Regions from separate parts of the Mus musculus genome. Here region 1 is linked to region 2. Evidence: chromatin loops called from intact Hi-C (ENCODE). Cell type or tissue: left cerebral cortex. All regions are shown on one strand. Each heading gives the region's core, and the rest is flanking DNA. Links, peaks and the distances in the headings are about the cores only.

Region 1 (7,769 bases), core at 1,598-6,597, 63 kb after region 2:
GTCAGTGATCAAAAAAGGCTGCTACCCTTCCTCTCTCGTTCAGTACAGCGTCTTAAGTGTTATTAATAGCAATTAGATGAAACAAAGGCATAGGGGATACAATTAGGAAATAAAGAAGTCAAACTCTCCTTATTTGTAGACATGATTTTACACTTGATAGACAATAAAATCTACTGGATCTAGATCTAATAAATATTTAAATCAAAGTTGTAGGACACGAAATCAATATTAAAAAAAACCTATAACTTTCATATATATAAACAATGGACTCTCAGAGAAGAAACTAGGAAGAATGTTTCATTTGTAATAGCTTCAAATGCTAAGTATCTAAAAATAAACCTAACCAAATAAATGAAAGGCCTCTACTACAAAAACACGAAGACACTGAAAAGAGAAATGAAAACAGACGCTAGATGATAAAACGATCTGCCATGCTCCTTGTTGGAACAAGGTCAAAAGAATGACACACAGTGAACAATGCCTTGGGGAACTGTGAGAGAGACTGGGGGGTGGGGAAGGCAGAGGGCCTTTACCTCAGATGCACTTCTGAACCTGAAGCACAGTTGTCTACAGCATCAGACTACAGTCTGACCTGTTCTTTAAGGTTTTTCAAATCCCAGGTCTTTCAGAGAAATCTACATAGGTCAAAAAAAAAAAAAAAAAAAAAGGTTGACGCTCCTGGATTGGCAGAATTAATACTGTGAAAATGGCTATACCATCACAATTAATCTATAGATTTAATGTAAGATATCTGTAAAATTTCAATGTCATATTTTACAGATCTAGAAAAAAAATTCCAGATTTTGCATGGAATCATGAAAGACCATGGATACCCAAAGCAATCTTGAATAAGAACACAGCTTGTTAGCATCGCAATACCTGATGTCAGCTCATCCTACTGGATAGACGCAGAGTACATGATGCAATTCTCCAGTGATTAAGACTGCTTGGGAGTGGGATACAAAGAGGCAGGCAGACGGATGAGACGAAATGGAGGGCCTGGAAACAAGCAGACCAAGCCACGACCATCCCATCTGTGACAAAGGCGGCAACAATTTGCAACGGAAAAAGAGCCACTTTCAGCTCTTAATCAGCAACAGCACCGACGGACCTGGACATCCCCTGGCAGAACGATGAAAGTAAATCTGAGTCTCTCACTGTGATGGTTTGTATATCCTTGGACCAGGGAGTGGCACCATCTGAAGGTGTGACCTGGTTGGAATGGGTGTGTCACTGTGGGTGTGGGTATAAGATCCTCACCCTAGTTGCCTGGAAGTCAGTCTTCCACTAGCAGCCTTTGGATGAAGACATAGAACTCTCAGCTCCTCCTGTGCCATGCCTGCCTGGATGCTGCCATGCTCCCTCTTTGATGATAATGGACTGAACCTCTGAACCTGTAAGCCAGTCCCAATTAAATGTTGTTTTTTATAAGACTTGCCTTGGTCATGGTGTCCGTTCACAGCAGTAAAACCCTAACTAAGACACTCACCTTGAGCAAAAGTCAGTTGGAAATGAATCTTAATTTAAAATCTGAGACACTGAAAAGTCCTTAAGGGAAACTGGGGATGTTCTTCAAGACACAAGTCAGGCAAGAACTATCTCAGACAACAACAAAAACAAACCAAAACCCACAAAAACAAAAACAAAAACAAACCCCCCAAAACCTGCAACAGCACAAGAACAAACAAGCTCCAAGTATAGTCAGATGGGATGGGCCACATGAGATTAAAAAGCTTTGCACAGCAAAAGAACCCATCAGCAGACACGGCAGAGCAAACAGCCCACAGATAGAAAATCTAGCACCTATACTTTAGGCCAGGGGCTGATATTCAGAATTTTCAAAGAACTTCAAATATTTAACACCTAAAACTCCCCAAAGTTGCCACCCAATAGGTGGCCCAGTGAAATGAACAGTTCTCTAGAGAAGAAACACAAATTGCTAAGAATAATTTTTGAAAGTGTTGAACATTGCTTACCATGAAGGAAATGCAAATTAAAAGCACTCTGGGACACCTGCTCACCCTAGTCAGAACGGCTGTCATCAAGAGATCTACAGCAAATATCCGTAAAGAGAAATCTTTATCCACTGCTGGCGGGAGTAAAAGTTGATACAGCTGGTACTGAAGTCAGTTTGGAGGTTCCTCAACAAGTCAAAAATAGAACTACCACAGACCCTGTTATTCCACTTCTGGGCATTTACCCAGAGAACTCCATATCCTCCCATGGAGATACATTCATATGCATTTACCCAGAGAACTCCATATCCTCCCATGGAGATACATTCATATGCATGCTTGTTGCTGCTTTATTTAGAATGTTTAGCTACCCAACAGTAGATGATAAAGATGTGTCCTGCATAGATAGAATGAAATATTATTTACTTGTAGGGACAAATGAAATAATACAGAGAAATGGATGGAATTAAGTACAGTATTTAGGGAGCTGACCCAAACTCAGAACGATGTGGATCCTAGCCTTCAATGTCTACATACACACATGTAGACACGTGTAAGTGTGAGCGCAGCCCTTAGGAAGGAGAGCAGAACAGGGTGCTGCCAGGTAACGAGAAGGGACAAAATGGAAGCAAGAGTGCACAAGTCATGACAGAGGACATAACGCTTAAATTAAAAAAAATTTCAACTCTGGCTGGGCAGTGGTGACACACGCCTTTAATCCCAGCACTTGGCAGGCAGAGGCAGGCAGATTTCTAAGTTCGAGGCCAGCCTGGTCTTCAGAGTGAGTTTCAGGACAGCCAGGGCTACACAGAGAAACCCTGTCTCAAAAACGCTGAAAATAAATAAATAAATAAATAAATGAATGAATAAATAAATAAATTCAACTCTGAAATTGTGTACGTGTGCATGTGTGTGTGTGTGTGTGTGTGTATGTGTGTGGTTGATACCTGAATAAAAATGTAATTAATCAGGGCTGGGGAGATGGCACTGGAATTAGGAACACTGGCCACTCTTTCAGAGGACCCAAGTTCTATTCACACATGGCAGCTCACAACCATCTGTAATTCTAGTCCCAGAAGATCTGACATCCTCTTCTGGCTTTGTAGGCACCAAGCATGCATGTGGTGCACAAACATGCAGATAAAACACCAATAAACATAACATAGAATAAAGTCATCGATAGTGAAAGCTCAGCTCCCTGAGTGAAGTTCCACAGCTTCACAATGGCCATTCTCTCTGCACAGAAGTTCACGGAAATGTGTGGGACCTGGGGTGAGACAAGGGTTTGAGTGGCTTCCTTAAACCGCCTGTGTGATGTTTTATGAATTTATTAGAATAAATCAATTTCATTTTTTTAAAAAAAAAAGAAGTATAAAACAGAAGAAACCAAGTACAAAGATATAAGAAGAAAATACATTAAATTGGACAGAGAAATAAAATAATTTAAAAAACCTACAGAGAAATAAATGAAAAAAATTTTGACATAATCAATAAAATTGACAAGGCTATTAAGAAAACAGACTTGGGGCTGGAGAAATGGCTCAGGGGTTAAGAGCACTGACTGCTCTTCCAGAGGTCCTGAGTTCAAATCCCAGCAACCACATGGTGGCTCACAACCATCTGTAATGGGATCTGATGCCCTCTTCTGGTGTGTCTGAAGACAGTGACAGTGTACTCACATGCATAAAATAAATAAGTCTTAAAAAAAAACAGACTCAAGTTACTATAATAAAAACTGAAAATGGGTTGGTCATTCTAATTTTGTGGAAGTAAAGGAAAGTCTGGTGCAGTTATATGTCAACCAGTTAGACAGCCTATGAGAGACAGAGAAACTGAAGAAACACAAGATCCAGTACCAAACATTTGAAAACTTCATGCAAATCTGCAAATTTTTCTCTAAATCTTTACTATTTTTTAGCCTAGTCCATGAGGCTAGCATTGCCCTGATGCCACAGAAAGATGCTACAAGAAAACTAGAGTACAATATCCCCCCAAAACAGAAATGATCGACACGGAAATCCAATAAAGCCCAGCCAAGTAAATTGAGTAGCAATTTAAAAGAGCAATGTAGTATTCTTGGAATGCAAGGATTTCCTAACCTGTGGAAACAGGCTGATATAAATGTCACACTAACAGAAGGAGGAAAACAAAAACAAAAACAAACCCAGCATGATCATCTCAAATGAAGCAGAAAACAAATTTGGCAAAATCCAACTCACTTTCAAGACAAAAAGGTTCAGGAAACTCTCAGCAGAAGAAAATCCACTTTAACATAACTAAAGCCATGGATGGAAAAAGCCACAAACAAGCATTTGCTCGTAGGTGTCATAAAACAGACTCATCTTTAAATTGTTGTGCTTAAATCAGTACTGGAAGTTCTAGCCAGAGCAATGAGGCAAGAAAGGGAAAAAAGAAAGATGTTCTATATTCACACGTTGTAGGTTTAATTTACAGGAAGTTCCATAGAGTCAGAAGGCAGGTGTTAGGCCTCATAAACAAATTCAGCAACATAGCAAACAAAATCCGTTGCCATGAGCAACCTGGAGAGGAAGTTACCAAAATGATTTAATTTTCAGTAACAGCAGAAAGGAAGTAAAAAAGTGTGCAATAAAAACTAGAAACTGCTGGGGATCTGGAGAAATGGCCCAGTGGTTAAGAGTGCTTACTGCTCTTGCTAAGGACCAGGCTCAGTTCCTGGCGCCCATAATAACCTATAACTCTGGTTCCAAGACATCCACCGCCCTCTTCTGGCCACCATGGGCACTGCACCCATGTGGTGCACATACTCAAGTGCAGGCACACAGTTGTATAGATAAAGTCATACATTTTGGCCCCCAATTCTGACACTTGTTCTGCTTACTGGACTGCTGTAAGGTGAGGGGCCTTGATGACATGCTCCTGTTGTCATGAATTGTTATACCTTCCTTTCTCAGTGCACTGAGACCCTCTGAAGCCGTGAATCAAGATGCATCTTTCCTCCTGGAAGCTGTTTTGGACAGGTGTTTTGTCCCAATGATACAAAAGTGAGCGGCACTCAAATGAGTCATATCTTTTGATTCTTAATATTTATTGTAAGACTTCAGTAATCAAAATAGTATGTTATGAACACACAGATAGATACAGGAACCCATGAAACAAAAGAGGGACTCTAGGAAGAAACCCTTGCACTGCGATCAAATCGTTGTTGACAGGAAGGCCAACTCTACCTGAGAACAAGCGACAGTCTTTAAACAAATAATGCTGAGAAAACTGGGCAGCCACATGTAAAAGAGAGGTGTGAAACCCTTACTAACACAATATACAGAATCAACTCAGAATGAGCAAACGCTTAAGCATAAGACTCACAACTGCAGATTTCTTCCTAAAACACATAGTGGAGAATTCTCACGACACTGGAGCTGGCAACGATTTCTTGGCTGTAACACCAAAGGCATAGGCAACAAAAGAAAGATGGGCTAATTTAAGTACTATCCATTAAAAGACTATAAGACAATATCAACAAATTAAAAAGGCAACCCACAAAACAGGAGAAAATATTTGTAAATCATTACACCGACAGGGAATTAATAGTCTGGATATACAGAGAACTCCTGAGACTCACCAAGAAGAAAAACAATCCAATTAAAAATGGAGCAAGAGGGTTCCTCACAGGAATTCTACTCTGGGGACAGACTGAGTTCCTCAGGCATCAAGGGCTCAGAATCAGGGAGGGTTAAAGGAATCTAGGCACAGAAACAGACACCCACAGCTAACTGGGAATGTCTGACAGACAGCAGGGAGCGTGTCAGTGGTGGGAGCCACACTTGCTCTTTGCACCCTGTGAGAGGTGCTAACTTTCCAGCCTGGAGACAAAGAAAGGTTTTCTTTACCATTCCAGTGTCTTTCCAGAAGAGGAGACACCACGAGTCTTTCTGGATATGGATACCTGAGATGAGTTGAATTTCTTTAAGTGGCAAGAAACCAGAAGTCAAGACCCACAAACATGCGTGTGTCCATGCCTGTGTGTGTGTGTGTGTGTGTGTGTACATGTGTGTATATGGGGGCTGGCACCAGCGTGGGCATCTGTGGAGGCAAATGACCAACAATGTGTGTCTTCCTCTGTTGTCCTCCACCTTACTCTCTGAGACAGTCTCCACTGACTATGGTGCTCACCATTTCCACCAGAGTGGGTGCCCAGTGACTTCCCAGGATCCCCTGTCTCCACCCCTGCAGCGCTGGGATTACAGGTGTGCACATGCCCAGTTTTTCTGAGTTCACGTTGTGTGGCACATTGCCAGTGAGCTGTTCACCATCCATTTTTTTGTTTGTTTCTGTGTAGGTAAGAGAGCCTTTTCCACCTTGTGTGAGGACAGTGCACTCTGCTTTCCAACTAGAGACACCTCTCAAGGTGCGGGATTGCAGGACCTTCCTGGGCATTGTGCATAGGCTTTCCCAGAACACTCACTTAACATTGGTGACAACTACTGTAATGCTCCCAGTGTGTGTGTGTGTGTGTGTGTGTGTGTGTGTGTGTGTGTGTGTGTGTGTGTCTATACCACAGTAGGTTGTAAGAAGACCAAGTATGGGTCAAACATGCCTTGTCTATGAGGGCCCTTCATTCACAGGGAGCTGTGTGCTAGGAGCTGTCTTCAACTTTATTCTCAGAGAACAAGCCCAGAGGTGACAGAGATGCCATCCTGTGTCCTCACCTGGATAGATCCTGAAGAACCCAGTTGAGCTGCCGAAATACTGCCATGTCAATGTAGGGTCTCTCTGAAAGTTCTCCACAAACACGGGGTTCAGGGCTTCGGACATATACACGCCATTTAAAATGTCTGGGTCTGAAAGTGAGAGCATGGAAGGAACTTCATGGAATGTGAAATTAGCATCAGGAGACACAGGCTACAGACCGAAACATGGGTGAGTGTTCCCTGCTTCCCGCGGGCTGCATCTGGCTTACTTGTAGCCCATGCGCACTAAACCAGAAGCATCACCTCTCTCCCAGCCCTTATGCTGAGGTTCATCTGTACATGTGTGTGCTGAGGTTCGTCTGTACATGTGTGTGCTGAGGTTCATCTGTACATGTGTGTGCTGAGGTTCATCTGTACATGTGTGTGCTGGGGTTCGTCTGTACATGTGTGTGCTGGGGTTCATCTGTACATGTGTGTGCTGAGGTTTATCTGTACATGTGTGTGCTGGGGTTCATCTGTACATGTGTGTGCTGAGGTTCGTCTGTACATGTGTGTGCTGAGGTTCATCTGTACATGTGTGTGCTGAGGTTCGTCTGTACATGTGTGTGCTGAGGTTCATCTGTACATGTGTGTGCTGAGGCTCATCTGTACATGTGTGTGCTGAGGTTCGTCTGTACATGTGTGTGCTGAGGTTCGTCTGTACATGTGTGTGCTGAGGTTCATCTGTACATGTGTGTGCTGGGGTTCATCTGTACATGTGTGTGCTGAGGTTCATCTGTACATGTGTGTGCTGAGGTTCATCTGTACATGTGTGTGCTGAGGTTCGTCTGTACATGTGTGTGCTAAGGTTTGTCTGTAGAATGTATGTGTTCCCAGGGTTTGGATGTGTGGTGCTCAGCACAGTCATAAGAGAGAAGATGAAGTTGGGGAGAGGTGGTTGGATCATGATAAGTGTTGCCCTAAGACAGAGCCCATAGAATTCTATGGACTCTGGTGAGTTCTCTTGAAAACACTGCTGTGGAAGAGAGAGACTGGCTTTTTGAATTCTCAAACTCCCTGCTTCCTGCATGGTTGATGTCTGTATCCAGACAATCACCACGAGACCTTTGCCACAGTGAGATGCAGTTGGGAAGCTCACCAAAGC
Region 2 (7,769 bases), core at 1,149-6,148:
CCAGCACCTCATGCTTTTCCTGTCACAACCGTGCACCCTGAGCGAGCGAGCGAGCATCACGGGGACCGTCTGAAGGAGTTCAACTCGAGGCACTGGGACATGGTTTCTATGGCAACCCCTCCTGGCTCTAACTCAGCTCTGAGTTAAAAATTATATCAGGTAATTGGAGAGTGTGGGGAAGCACAGGCAGCAGGCTGGCCTCACAGTCCTCGCCTTCCCTAGGTATTCAAGGTAGAGGGGCTGAGAAGAAGGCCACTTCCAGGCAGAACGAGGTAGCCACAGGTCTGCGGGGACCAAACCACAGGAGGATTCTAGGGAGAGAAGTGGGCATCACTTCTGACCTGGGATTAGCATGCCACGGGATCTGGAAGGATTGTGCTGTGAGGAGCTTCTGGGGTGTAATACATTGCCTTGTAAGGTGCCAGAGGGAGGCACCTTACAACATGCTAGAGATGCTGAGGTGGGCATGTCACTGAGCCTCCTGCCCCTACCTCAGTTCAGAGGAGAATACACAGGAACCCTGACTCTGGATTAGCACATGCTCTGTGAAGAAACTCAGGCCTTCTGCTCTTGTACCTCCCTGCTAGATGCTTACAGCCTTGGCAAGAGGCCAGGGCCCTGCAGGCCTCTGAACTCCCATCTCGCCAGGCCCCTTGAGTGTGACATACAAATGCCTGGTACCCCTGCTCCACCAGGTTGAGTAACCATTGGACTGCACAGCTTCTTGAGGAACGTGGAGGGCATGAACACAGGCTCAAACAACAAGAAACAGATGCCACGGGCTGACCAAGTCACCAAGAACCTGCACATTATGAGGGCCACTGGATGCTCTCCTTAAAACCTCGGCAACAGGATTGACTCTAGGTCCCAAAGAGAGCTGGTCTGAGTCCAGGTTCTACCTTTCTTACATGAGACTTTGGATAAATAACTTATCCATGCCTCAGTTTCTATGTCTCTCACATGGTTTCCCTTGGTCATCTTGGGTTCCAGGTAGAAAGTAGAGTCATGAGTTCAGGTCTAGAGCTCAAGGTAACATCTTAGGGAAGCAGTGTCCCAGGGACAGGATAGCAGTCTAGATTGTTCCTGTCCTCTGTGACCTTGAGCAGGTCTCTTTACCTCTCTGGGCTGTATTTTACCCCATGAATCTTTTTTGGTTTTATGGTTTTATAAACAAAATGACATAAGCATCCACTTCCTTCCCCTAGCATTTCTCTTGGGAAAAATTTAGAGTCCCTATATCCAGGGCACCTTTATTCTTCCTTCCTGTGTGCGTGGTGTTGGGGATGAAATGGCCTCAGGCCAGCTAGACAGGTGCTCTAGCTGAGCCAGCCCCACCCTGCCAGCCTTCACCACGACATTGCCTCATAGCTCCCACCACAGCAGTTCAGGGCAGCTCTTACCTGCTGCAATGGCCGTCTTCCCATCCACGGTCACAGTTACTGCTGTGCTGGCCCTTACCGCCACTGGCTTGCCTGGGCTATCTGGAAAAATGAGAATTATTGTTATTCTTGGCGCCTGCAGAGAAGGGTCGGGGGTTGAGCCTATCTCTTGGAATTCATGGCAAATGGGAATGCCAGGATTAGCTATCCCTGGAATAGGTGAGGTGGGAGGTGGAAGAGTCCTGTGGCTGTCATGGGTTACAGCTATCCACCGCCTGACAGTCCCTTGCCGTCCCTGCATCTGAACAAATCTGAACCTGCCAGATCAACCCTTAGCCTCTGCCAGCCTAAGCCAAGAGACACCAGCACCACAGTGACACCATGATTTGCTCATCTCTGGGCAGCAAACCTGCCTGCCTGCTCTCCTGCTTAGCTCTCCCTTGCAGTGGCAGCAGGACCCTATGGAGTGATGCTGGCTATGGGGCTTGCTTTCTAGATCACCCTGTGTCACCCTGGATCACGCTCAGCCTGCTTCTTTATACAGCTCAGGACCTCCTATCCAGGGATGGAACTGGCCATGGCAGTCTAGGTCCTCCTATGCTTAACAATCAAGACTGTGCCACAGGCTAATCTGGCCAAGGCAACTCCTAAGTTGGGGTTCCCTGCCCTCTTGCCGGGTGACTCTGTTCTGTTGAGTTGACAACAAATGCACTTTATATTAAAGGGCAGGCTGTTGGCATCCTAGGCCTGGGTGGTGGGTGACCCTGCCTTGCCATTATGAGTCACAGAAAGTGACAGTGGTGGTTCTGCTCAGGAGCCAGATACGGTGGATGAGCCACCCCAGCAGCCAGGATGGCATCTGACACATCTACAAGGCTTCATGGGTTCTAGTTGGTGGTGCCCAACTCACCACCGTGATGACTCCCTTTTTTATTGCTGCCCTTCTAGAATTGTCTGCCAGGCTCCTGGAGACCTGGGTTGCCTTTCACTTCTTTTAGAAGAACTAAGCCATCCTGGGAACAAGATCAGAGGGTGGTTTCAGCTCTACATGAGGGTAGCTTTCCGGCAGACTACTGTCGGACCTCTGACTCTTATCCACCTGTGACCTTGAGCCAGTTTTCCAAAGGCCTCTAGTCTATAGGTCAGACTCCATTACATAGTCCAAGACTGTGTACTATCCTGTTCTGTCACACTACCTGTGATAAGTAGCTCTCAAAGCTTCATAGAGATTGCTGGGTAGTGGTACCTCTGTAGTGGGGCCAAGCATGGTTTCATATGGATAGCATTCTTTTTTTTTTATTTTTTTCTGAGACAGGGTTTCTCTGTATAGCCCTGGCTGTCCTGGAACTCACTTTGTAGACCAGGCTGGCCTCAAACTCAGAAATCTGCCTGCCTCTGCCTCCTAAGTGCTGGAATTAAAGGCGTGCGCCACCACCTCCTGGCGTATGGATAGCATTCTTATGGTTTCCCCTGATACCTTGCTAGCTTCAACACATCTCAAGAATCTAACTATGCTCAGATTGTGGGAACTCATGACCCACGAGCTGTTCTCAATTCCAAAAATTTGCCATGGCAAAGCCAAAGGAACCAGAATAGAAACAGAGACCAGACCCCCCCACTTTGTTTCTGGGAACATCTATAAGAATGAACGTAGGGAACTCCTGCAGGAGTCCTTGTTTCTGTAGCCTGCCTTCTAGTTAGCACAGACTTTTGGTTAACACTCTGTTAATCTCTGGGGACCTTGGGAACTTCAACATTAGTGTCAATGGTCACATGACGCAGAGCCTGTGTGAACAAGGCCAGGATGAGGTGTGTGTGGGAGGCCCAGGCCTAGGTCTTTGGCGCTGGCAGACTGACATGTACCCGCGGGTAGTATATAGCATAAGCTCTAAGTACAGGGGCAACCCAAGTGGGCAGCACTCAGTCTAGTACAGCTCAGGCTAGCCTGGAGGTTACCCCTCTCTGCCTCTGCCTTCACAGCTCCCTGACCCCTTTGAAATGAAATTATGTTCCTTCTCTTTGGGAGGATGGGAATTGTCCACGTGGCTTTACGCATGTGCTCTGGCTGAGCAAGCGTGCAGGGGCGTAGGAAGGGAGCGAGCTCCTGCCTCCCTCCTCAGCAGTCCCCTTTTGGATTGCTAGCTTCCCTCTCTTCTCCTGGCAGCTCCGTTCCCCACCCACCTGCCCTCCTACCTCGTGGACACAGAAAGCTTCCCCTAGCAGCCAGCAGGCAGTTCTGGTGACAGTGCAGGCAGGAGGGGAGCCTGTCACCCTGGCTGGGCGGGGCCCAGGGTCTCACCCAGGGAACATCTATGGAGTCCGTGGGTGTCTGTCCTTTGGGAGCCCTTCGTGTGGGAGGAGCTGCCTCTCTGCCTCAGGTGTGCAACCTGGGAAGACCTTCAGTGCGGCCTTTGAGAACCTCCTCTGTGGGTCCTGGGAATGAAAAATCCTCTTTTCTCTCTCTGTCTTCTGCCCTATATCTAGGATATCAAAATAACCTGGACTTGAGTGAGGTGGACCTGGCTCTAACTTGCTGTGTAAAGGGCTCTTATGCGTGCTGTGTAGCCTGAGCAAGTCACGGAGTGTCTCGGAGCCTTCATTTCTCCCCATGGAAGATGAGAGATGGGAGCAACAGCACTTATTGCATGGGGGTTTTAGCAGGGAAATGTTTGCACAGCACATTTGATGCTCGTGTGTGGGTGGACAGAGCGACACAGGGTGGAGTGACAGGCTTAGTGGCTAGTAAGGACACTTTGGGGTTATAGAGCAGAATTCTCCCTCGTCGTCTTCAGCTTAGAGGGGCCACCCTGGAAAGCCCGAGCTCCTGAAGCTGACAGCCCCAGGTCAGCCCTCCACGGTGTGTGTGTGTCCGTAACGTATGCGGGCATACATGCATGCAGACACACAGTGGTGTTCCTCTGCTGGCTTTCTGCAAACCCTCCTCAATTCAAACACACACACGCACACGCACACGCACGCACACGCACACACGAGAGCTGTCATCTCTGAGTCTGCCCTTGCCCTCTTCACTCACCCACGAGTGGGTACTGTCCAAGTTCCAGCCCCTCTGCATTGGGGTCAGCCCCCTTGTGGCAACCTGGTGGACACTTGCTGCCTAGACTTCTAGGTCCTGGACAAGCCCGACAGCCTCTCTGGATCATTTTCTCAAAGGTAGCTAAGAGTTTAAGGGTGTACCGAAGGCCCCACGGGCTCTCAGCAGTCTGGTTTTCCTCACACTCAGTGAAGGTCCTGGTGTTCTTTCCTGCCATCCTCCAGAGTGATCAGGGCTGGCTGGAAGGTGGAGTCCCCAGCTTGGTGCCACTCCTCCCTACCCCGTGGCCTGGGCCTATAGGGGTCTGCTGGCTGGCCTTAGCCGGCTCCCTATGCCCTGGGAGCTGCCTTCTGGGTAACCTGAGGGGAGTGGAGACTGGAAGAGCCACGTGGATATGCTCCCTGAGGTTATGAGCTTTCAAGTTGATCTCACCTTGGGAATGTGGGCCAGGAGTCTGACTGGTTGGCTTTTGGGTCAAATCTCTTCCCGTTGCTCCATGCTGGAGCTTGAGGGCTGGCTGGGGATGGGAACATATTCTGTGTGCTGCAGCAGGTGTGTCCCAAGCTGCGGTGTCAGGAGGGAAGGCAGGGCGGGAGGCCTGGGGTCCTCCTCTCTTCCACATCTCCCTTTTTCCACTCTGGGGAAGAGCACAGAGAGGTGTCCGTTACCTGGTCCCTCTGCCCAGCGGAGATTGAAGACAAAGCTGCCGGGGGGCTGCTCAGAGGCCTGGCGATACCACAGCGGGAAGTGGTCCATGGTAAAAATACTGGCTTCATCTTCAGGGGTCAGGAACTTCCTGTGAGAGTAGGATTGATGTCTCCTCAAATCCGGGAAGATGTTTGTCCCTTTTCCCTGTGCCATACATGATCATCCTGGCTGGGCTAAGACCAGCATCTTGTGCTGGCTGGGTTGTGGATAGGAAACAGCCCCTGCACCTAGTAGAGGTGGTACACTGTTAGCCTGGCCCTCCCAGGGCTAGAGAGGATGTTCACGATTCTGTTATGTTGGCTACATGGTGAGACCTGTCTCAAGTGCCCTCAAAAAAAAAAAAAAAAAAAAAAAGAATGAGAAGAGGTATCAGCTCTTAAGTTGCTCCAGGCCATTCCTGCCTTTTCCAGAAGCAAAATGCTGGCGCATCTGGTAGAAGGGGAGGGCAGCAGAGGCGGAGCTGGTACCCAGCCGAGCATGCAGATGTATTGGCAACAAAGTACATTTCCTTTGGGTCTAGGTGATTTCTTTTGTCTGGCTCCCTGGCAGATCTGAGTGAGGGAATCCCACAGTCAATTCTATCACTGCCGTAGAGAGGCCCGGATTACCCTACATGGTTACTGTGAAAGCCTTCGGTGTGCAACATTAGTCTGCTTTTGGAGAAGCCTTTCCTTGCTAATTATGGGTTTGCTTTCCCTGAGCACACGCAAGCCTACAGAGGGAGGCTGGTCCAGAAGCTGACTAGGAAGTGGGTGAAGCTGGGTGGGGCGCAAAACTAAGTGGCACCTGTGGGTAATTCCCAGGTAGAGGACTGAAGTTTGAGTGAGTGGCTTGCCTGCTCTGGAAGCAGATTTGCTGTTACACAGTCCCCAGATTGCCTATTGCATCGCGGTCCAGGTAAAGGGAGTTCTCCACCGGGGCGTACACAGGGCACCTGTGGCCCTCCAGGCAGTTGCCTTCCCAGCTTCCCAAAGCCCTTGATCACCTGGGGACGGCCTGGTTGTGTTGCCACATCTTCCCATCCTTAGAAGCCCTTTAAGGATGGTGCTACCCCCACCCCCACCCCTGCCTCTCTGGGAATTAGGGGAGGGAAAGAAGAAAGGAGAGGGAAAGCCCGCCAAAACTGTTTTCCTAGAAAGCCTCCAACCTTGCTCATGGTGTGTGGACTTGTCACTGAGTCCTGATGGAGGCACCGAGGAGCTCCGTAGCTGAAGGCATTGGGACTTAGTGAGAGGGATCTGGTGCGGGTGGGAGGAAAGATGGGCATCTGACGGCACCCATCAGCCAACCGTTCCCCCGTGTCTATGTCAGTGGATTCACAGGGCACAGCATACTGAAACCGTCTCTGCCCTGCATGCCCCAAAGGGACCCAAGTCTTGTGTCATGTTCCTTCCTCCCAGAGGTCCCCCATCCCAGGGCTCACCTGTCAGAGACTTTCTCGGAGCCTACGAACAAGCTTCTTCTTAGAAGGCCAGCCCGGGTTCCCAGGAAGGCCACATCCACGCCAGGCTCTGACTCTCTGCGAGGCAAAGCAACAACAACATGCACACCGTCTTCTCCAGTACTGGGTTTGTGGATACTTAAGGGCGTAGGGTGGTAGCATTGCCACAGCCGGAGGGTATGTGGTTATGTGGTCTTCACTGGCACTATCCATACCCAGACACAGCACCAGGCTTGGGTCAACACAGTTGGTTAGAGGACTGGGGAGTCCCTGATGAGAATGGTCTATAGAGGTGGGACCTCTGCATGTGGGTGTCAGGGTTACTTGGGGTTTAAACATCACAGGTACCAGCACCCTGCAGTAGCTGCACTGAATCAGACCCTGGGGTGGGCATCTCTAAAAAGCAGCAGTTCAATTTGCTTCTGACTCTTCTGAGCTTTCCCATAACCTAGCTTCACAAATACCACCAACCCAGGTTTCTCAAGGCACCGCAGCAACTGGATATGCCCAAGCAAATCTCAGATATTTAATCAGTAAATATTTCAATTTATATCTTCAGAATATAAGGAACAAAACACAAGAAAAACCCAAGTTTTACCATCACTCCTTTCCAAACAAACAGACAAATAAAAAAATCCACGATGCCCAGTTATCAGCAGATAACCTAAGTACTTCATGACATTAACCTGGGTAAATCAGAACTTGATCATGGTCTGTTCAACATGTCAGCTTAATATCAGTTCTCCCTTTTCCCTGACTTGAGCTACAAGTGGTATATAGTTTACCATATACCATATAATTCCCCATCTAAAGTATCTCTTTCGGTGCACTCACCAAATGGCACATCCATCGCCACTGTGACTTTAGACCATTTATTAGAAACTCCACGCCCATGGCGGTCATTAGTCTTTTTAACCTGGCTCTGGGGCTCCTCATCCTGTCTTCTCTTCCTGCAGATCACTTTCTGCAGGATCAGACCACCTGCCTGGGTGAGACCAACTGCTAAAGTATTTTTTAGCATACTCTTTATTTTTATTATTTTAATTTTTTAATGTCCCTTGTATTTCTTATCTCTTAAGAGTTCCGGACCTGATCATATCCAGCTGTGAGCTTTTACTCTCTGTGGTTTGGGTAAATGTCCCTCAATACCAGACATGGAAGGCTTAGTTCTCTGGGTAGTCTTATCACG

Evidence for each region. Peaks named below come from ENCODE experiments on the same cell type or tissue, not always from the same donor. Only the 100,000 strongest peaks of a DNase experiment are listed, where the experiment ranks them.
Region 1: it touches region 2 in a loop (1.9-fold over the local background); 6 of 42 quality-filtered maps call a loop at or near these places.

Annotation. Positions count from the first base shown.
Region 1 is chr6:119,243,205-119,250,973 of GRCm38, reverse strand. Cacna2d4 (calcium channel, voltage-dependent, alpha 2/delta subunit 4) reads right to left here. Exons shown (of 38, transcript NM_001033382.3): 6 at 6,644-6,775. Among named protein-coding and RNA genes, the nearest start is that of Cacna2d4, 11 kb to the right of the region's middle. In left cerebral cortex, for the core only: a CTCF peak has its summit at 4,705 (motif pointing left); DNase peaks (open chromatin) are centred at 2,166, 4,668 and 5,345.
Region 2 is chr6:119,306,135-119,313,903 of GRCm38, reverse strand. It overlaps Cacna2d4 (calcium channel, voltage-dependent, alpha 2/delta subunit 4), which reads right to left. Exons shown (of 38, transcript NM_001033382.3): 24 at 6,563-6,658; 25 at 5,100-5,227; 26 at 1,401-1,481. Gm52874 (a long non-coding RNA gene) reads left to right here. Exons shown (of 3, transcript XR_003956355.1): 2 at 1-159; 3 at 696-943. Among named protein-coding and RNA genes, the nearest start is that of Gm52874, 4.9 kb to the left of the region's middle. In left cerebral cortex, for the core only: no CTCF peak of the experiment used is centred there; DNase peaks (open chromatin) are centred at 3,530, 3,986 and 5,788; H3K27ac peaks cover 2,237 bases.